Regions from separate parts of the Homo sapiens genome. Here region 1 is linked to region 2. Evidence: chromatin contacts called from ENCODE Hi-C or POLR2A ChIA-PET data. All regions are on one chromosome and are shown on one strand. Each heading gives the region's core, a stretch centred on a gene start or an enhancer-like site at or near the end of the contact. The rest is flanking DNA. Distances are from core to core; before and after follow the strand shown.

Region 1 (2,936 bases), core at 131-2,630, 41 kb after region 2:
TTGGTATAAGGATGAATGTAGTCCAGGCTAGATTGTGTCTGATGGGCCCAGCGTGGCCTAGGAAGCCCCTTCCTACTGGGCTCCAGCCTGGCCTGATTCCGTTCAGCCCATGCCACAACCCTGTACCTTAGTCAGACTGGGCCTTCCATGCCCCATCCACACTCAGGGCCATGCCAGAACCTGGATTATAAAGTATGAAGGCCTTTTCCCCCTCCCCACATTTATTGAAGTTATCTGGGCTGGTGTCTGCCTTCTGTCTGCCGCTACGTTTCTCCAGACTTATCTCCTCCAAGAAACTTTCTTTGATAACACAGATGTATTAGGAGCTGCCACTAGAAATTCTCTTTGTATGAAACCGTCTTGAATTCCCTTTGAACCTGTGTCTCCCCAACCTCACTGTAAGAAAGGCAGGGCCCACATTCTCTTGTGTGTATGCATCACCACCCATCCATACTTCCAGCAATGCCTGGTGCAGAGCTGGGTACACGGGGAACCCCATAGGTGCTGAGTTAGCAGGGGTAGCCCCTAGGTCAAACTTGCTGTTTCCCATTCCCTGCTTTCCACCTGGCAAACTTGTATACACCCTTCAAAGCTCAACACTCTTGGTCTCTAGAAGCCCTCCTTTATAACTTTCCAGACAGAGTTAATCTCTCCACTTGCCTGCTCCCCTTAATTCCCAGCATAGGCTCCATGGGAAGAGGATACAATGCCTTCCTCTCATCGTCACTTTACTTGGCTGTTTCGCCACCACACTGGGGCAATCCTGAGAGCAGGCGTGACCCACAGCCCAGAACAGGCCTCGGATGTTGGTGGCCCAATGGACATCTTCTGCCCCAGTCCGGCTCACACTCACTGGCAAGTAGAATCAGGAGTGGCATCCTATTTCCAGCCTGCCTGGGCTGGACTCCAAGGAATATCTCAGGCCTGCTACAAAGTAGCTTAGGCATCTAGTTCCCCAGAGTCTCTTCCCACCTTCTCCTTTAATTAAACTCACCTTCGACTCTTGATGATCAGGAAATGGATTATCTAGGTCAGCAGTCTCCAATCCCAACCACATATTAGACTTACAAGGAGTTTTACAAAATTCAGTGCCTGGCTTCCAGCAGATCAATTACATCGGGATTTCTGGGAATGGGACCCAGAGTATTTTGGATATTTTTTAAAAGGCTCTTCAGGTGAGTCTGATGATCAGAGGGGTGGAAGTAACTCATGTTGGTGGTGGTTTTCTAATTAGAAGTGTCTGCCTTTTGTTCTCATGATGTCTTAGTTTTGGCTCATCTCCTGAGTCAAGGGCTCTCCTCGAAGGCTGGCTGGGAAGAGGTCATGGCTCCTAGAGCTGATGGGGATCTCAAGGGATGGTGACACCTGGCTGCCTGCTTTCAACAAGGTTATCTACGTTGTCTGTGGTCCCATGAGAAAACCAAAACCCAGAGAGGTTAGGTGTCTTTCACAAGGTCACACAGCCAGTGGATGGCCACAGTGAGTTATAAATCAGGTTCTTTCAATAAAGATTTGTTGGTGGGCTGGGGCAGGGGTCAAATGAGGCTCCAGAATGGCGCTGAGTGCATGTTTTCCCAGCACATCACCTGCTTTCCCAGCAGGCGCTGCAGGAATGGGCGAGAGTTAGCTCCATTTCCCTCAGTAACAATTCCCTGGTGGCCTCAGCTAAGCAGCCAGCTTTGGGCACATCCTGTCCCACTTGTCTCCTCCTAGGAAAGAGACCCCAGCTGGAAGCGCGTTCTCCCCTCCCTGCTCCTTCCAGAGTGTTTTGCTGAAAGAGCTGCAGGCAAAGCTCTTTAGCGCCATGGTGGTGAGTCATCCGTGCCCCTCTTTAGAGACCCGACGCTCCTCTCCAAGCTCGGGAAGGAGAGATGTTTAATTTATCAGACAATGCCACAAGATGTTGTTTACATGCACACCGGATGTAACACAGACGCAGCAAACCGTGAATATGGTAAACCTGTTTGTGGCTTCTCCTCCGTGTCATAATTAAAGAGACAGTTGATTGGATCACATGTGCAAAGTGGCAGCATCAGGGCGGGAAGCCACAGGGATAAGCCGGCACCAGGGGATGTAATGTCCTGTCCCCTGCTATGCCAGGACGCACCCCTGCTGCCATCCTCTTCCTCTCAGATGGAATGGCTGTGTGCCCTGCTGCCCTGTACATGCTTTCTCTTCCTGTCTCCACCCCTGAGTTGGGGTCTGAGCCCATACTCTGTGCTATCATCTTATTTGGTCCTCAGAATAACCCTAGGAGACCAATGCTATTATTGGCCCATTTTACAAATTACAAATAGACAAAAAGTGCTAATAATATTAATTGCCACCATTATCACCACCACCATGGTTAATATTTGTATATGTTTACTCTGTGCCAAGCTCTAAGCCCCTTATACATTCATTTAATCCTTGCAACAGCCCCGTAAGTACAATTAGTATCCTTATTATACACATGGGGGAAACTGAGGAACAGTGAGGTTGAGCAACTTGCCCACAGTCACACAGCTGGAAAGCAGCAGTGAGGAAATAATCCATTCACTGATGGAGTGAGAGCAACTGGAGATCCAAGGGTGAATGGTATAGACAGCCCACCCCTCACAGAGCAGGTGAATTAACCTGCTGAGTACCCCAGGGTTGGTCAGTAGCTGAGCCAGGGCTTGAGCTAGGTACTCTGGCATCCTGAATTTGGTTTCCTTCCTGTCTGACCATGCTCTCAGTCCTTTCCAATATGTGCATGTGTGTATGTGTGTGTATGCACACATGCACATATGTGTAGTGTGTGAGGCCACATTCTGAAATACATTTTCTATTGATACATTTAATTTGGAACCAGCTAGTGGTTTTGGCTATCCAGCTGATCACATGGTAGGTTTCAACAAATAAACTAAAGAAGTTAAACTGAATTGAATCTAGCACCACTCCCTTCTCTGGGCTTC
Region 2 (3,232 bases), core at 249-2,748:
TTTTGTAGAGTCAGATTTTGCTATGTTGCCCAGGCTGGTCTCGAACTTCTGGCTTCAAGTGATCCTCCTGCTTCAGCCTCCCCAAATGTTGGATTTACAGGCATGAGCCACCTCGCCTGGCCAATATCTTGTGGAAGTAGAGCTCTATAACTCCCAGTTTGAGGAGCACAGATGCAGAAAAAACTAGCTTATTTTATTTTTTGTTTCCTATTTTTTTTTGAGACGGAGTCTGGCTCTGTCACCCAGGCTGGAGTACAGTGGCATGATCTCAGCTCACTGCAACCTCTGCCTCCCAGGTTCACGCCATTCTCCTGCCTCAGCCTCCCTAGTAGCTGGGACTACAGGTGCCCGCCACCACACCCGGCTAATTTTTTGTGTTTTTAGTAGAGACAGGGTTTCACTGTGTTAGCCAAGATGGTCTCGATCTCCTGACCTTGTGATCCGCCCGTCTTGGCCTCCTGTAATAGCTTATTTTTTTTAAAAAAGATACGTAATATATTGAAAAATCTATTCCTATCATACACTTTATTATGTATATTTGAATTCCATTATTGCGCCTCTTTAAGGGTAAATCTCCTACCTGAGACCCTTCAAGGGCCAGAGGCTTGCCCTGTATTTTTTCTGGAGAGAGCATCACTGTGAAGTAGAAATATGATGTGAGCCAAAAATGTGACTTCAAATTTCCTAGTGGCCATATTTTTTAAAAAAGTAAAAAGAAACAGGTGAAATTAATTTTGATAATGTATTTTATATAACTAGCTATATCAAAATATTATTTCAATATATCCTCAATATAATTATTAATGAGATGGCTAACTTTTTTATTTTACAAACTCTTCAAAATCTGGTGCGTATTTTACCCTCAGAGCACATTTCAAATGCTCATTAGCCATATGTGGCTATTGGCTACCATACTGGGTAGTGCTGTGAACTGTAGCTCACAGACCAAATATATCCTGTCACCTGTTTTTGTAAATAAAATTTTATTAGAACACAGCCATGCTTATTTGTTTACATATCGCATGTGGCTTCCTTTGTGCCACCATGGCAGAGGTGAGCCATTGCTGCATATAACACATGGCACTGAAGCCTAAAATATTTACTATCTTGTCCTTTACAGAAAGAGTTTGCTGACCTCTGTTCTATAGGATATGTGTTTTTTTTTTTCATCTTCATCAAGGGCACCTTCATTAAAAGCCTTGGCCAAAGTGCCGAGTTCCACACAGCTCTGCCCTGGCCTCCCCATGAGCACCTGCCCACCCTGCCAGTCCCTGTTCTCACCAAGCTCCCACCTAAGGTAGACCAGCTTCACCTTACCCAGGCCCCACCAGGTCACAGGTGTTGATACATGGAAGCTTTCCACCTGCCACCTTTCCAACTTGCTCTGTGCTCAAAGGTGTTCTGGCCTTCTTGGTCTCTACTTGCTGGGGCCTCATAGAACAAAATGAGGATCTTCTCCACTTGCATTGAGTCTTGAGTTTTCTAGCTACACCTCCCTGTGACTCATTGTGGTCACAGAATGAAGAAGGCTGACGTTTTTCTGGCTACGGCATCTGCTCAAATATAGTTGAGTGGTATTCTCTATACCCACGAGAGCACATGAACAGCCACAGCCACATCCAAGGATGTCCCTTGCTAATTAATCAAGAGGTGGTTGAGTGTGTGTGTGTGTGTATGTGTATGGGGTAGTGTTCTATGGCCCCATGAGAAAGGCCATCTCTCTTATGAGCTCTTATCAGTAAATGCATCAGTGTTCTAAGGCTAAACAGCACTTCCCAACATTTTCAAGTCCTGGCACACAGGAAATGATATTTGTCAGGTGCCCCTGGGCCCAGGGCCAAGGCTATTCATGGCCTGTGCTGGATATCTTCCACTGTCCCTCCAGATCCTCTCTCCACCCTCTCCCCGCCAGCTCTGCATTCTGGGAGGCTGATCCATATGGACCGCATCTGTGCAATATAGATGGACTGCCTCCGCCATCCTTTGTGCCCTTCTACCCTTGGCTGTGTTGCCTGCCCTCTGGTAGAGACAGCAATGGCAACAGCAAGCAAAGAAGGCCCAGACGCTTCCAGATGCATACCCTGGAGCTCAGAGGCACAGAGCCCATTGTTTCAAACAGTTGTGTCCTTGTAAATTATGTTAAACAAACCACAGTTTGAAAAAAGTTTGTGGAGGATTAACAAACGTCTAATGAATTCAAATCTGTGACATAATAGAGCTGGGTAAATATATTTTAAGTAATCAGCATGGAAGATTACTGACAGAGAAGTGACTATTGAATCTTAATTAAAATTGTATTCTGAGAACTGTCACTTAATATGTTGTTCTAACAGCCAAACAAAAGGCGGCTTAAATCCCAAGTTGGGAGGGAGACAAGGGGACTGGATGAATATGTGTAATTAGTGTATATCTAGGTTGCAAGGGCTCTCTCTTTTGGGCAAGAATTTGGACAAATGCTGTAAAGAGGAACGCCAGGCCTAGTTCCCTCTAAGTATCTTAGGGTGGTGTAGGTGGTGGAGAGGAACCAGGATATCCTCCATCTGGGCTCACAACAGAATATTCAGAAGCTCATAGCCACATGGCAATTAGGGAAAAGGGCTAGGACAAGGAACAAAGAGATAAATGAAAGTGGGCAGGAGGGGCAGTGGGATTATTTGTGGGCAAAGCTGAGAGAGGTGTGTGGGGATCAGAAGCGAGGCTGAAATGGATGCTGGTATCAAATGTCAGAATCAGCCTTCATAGGAGGAATCCATCTGCAAAGGAGCGAGAGCTTGTCTGCCCAGAATGTCTATGAGTCTGCACTGGGGTAAGGCAGGGTGGCAAAGAGAGGTAGATACAGGGGAGCAGGGAGAAGTAAAACACTCCCCAAACCGAACCTACACCATTCCAGAGAAGCAGTCCAGTCTTGGGCATTTACCCAGGATAGAAACAGTATCTCCTCCCTTCCTTGACTGGGTTTCTTCATGTAGTCTTCACAACCCCACAAGGTGAGTGCCACCATAATTGCACAAGGTACCCTTGTGCAGGCAGAAAGAGGTGTTCCTGCTGGCCACTGGTAGGGTTCCCTTATCTGAGCAACCTCGTGCAGTGAGCAACTTGCCCCACCCTACCTTGTGGCCCTGAATATTGTCATCCCCATTTTAGCTACTAGGAAGTGAGGTTAAAAGAGGTTTGAGCCTGCCTAAACTACCCTAGCTACCCTGGACAGAACCACAATTTAAATGGAGATCGT

The links. A loop is a pair of places that touch in the nucleus more often than their neighbours do. ChIA-PET counts read pairs that join two places held with the same protein, here RNA polymerase II (POLR2A). Pooled maps may share reads with other maps.
Region 1: a map of natural killer cell shows a loop between it and region 2 (10-fold over the local background). The contact joins two enhancer-like sites. A Hi-C loop is called at or near these places in 3 of 168 maps with a recorded cell type or tissue (A673, naive thymus-derived CD4-positive, alpha-beta T cell and natural killer cell) and 3 of 50 pooled maps. POLR2A ChIA-PET finds 5 or more read pairs at or near these places in 1 of 52 experiments (activated CD4-positive, alpha-beta T cell).

Annotation. Positions count from the first base shown.
Region 1 is chr6:40,476,016-40,478,951 of GRCh38, forward strand. All of the region lies in intron 1 of LRFN2 (leucine rich repeat and fibronectin type III domain containing 2), which reads right to left. Among named protein-coding and RNA genes, the nearest start is that of TDRG1, 99 kb to the left of the region's middle. Within about 2 kb of position 1,381, at least 4 of the 41 ENCODE cell types and tissues checked have a DNase peak (open chromatin) inside an H3K27ac peak, as active enhancers do; they include A673 and natural killer cell, where a contact is called at or near this core.
Region 2 is chr6:40,435,338-40,438,569 of GRCh38, forward strand. All of the region lies in intron 1 of LRFN2 (leucine rich repeat and fibronectin type III domain containing 2), which reads right to left. Among named protein-coding and RNA genes, the nearest start is that of TDRG1, 59 kb to the left of the region's middle. Within about 2 kb of position 1,499, at least 2 of the 41 ENCODE cell types and tissues checked have a DNase peak (open chromatin) inside an H3K27ac peak, as active enhancers do; they include A673 and natural killer cell, where a contact is called at or near this core.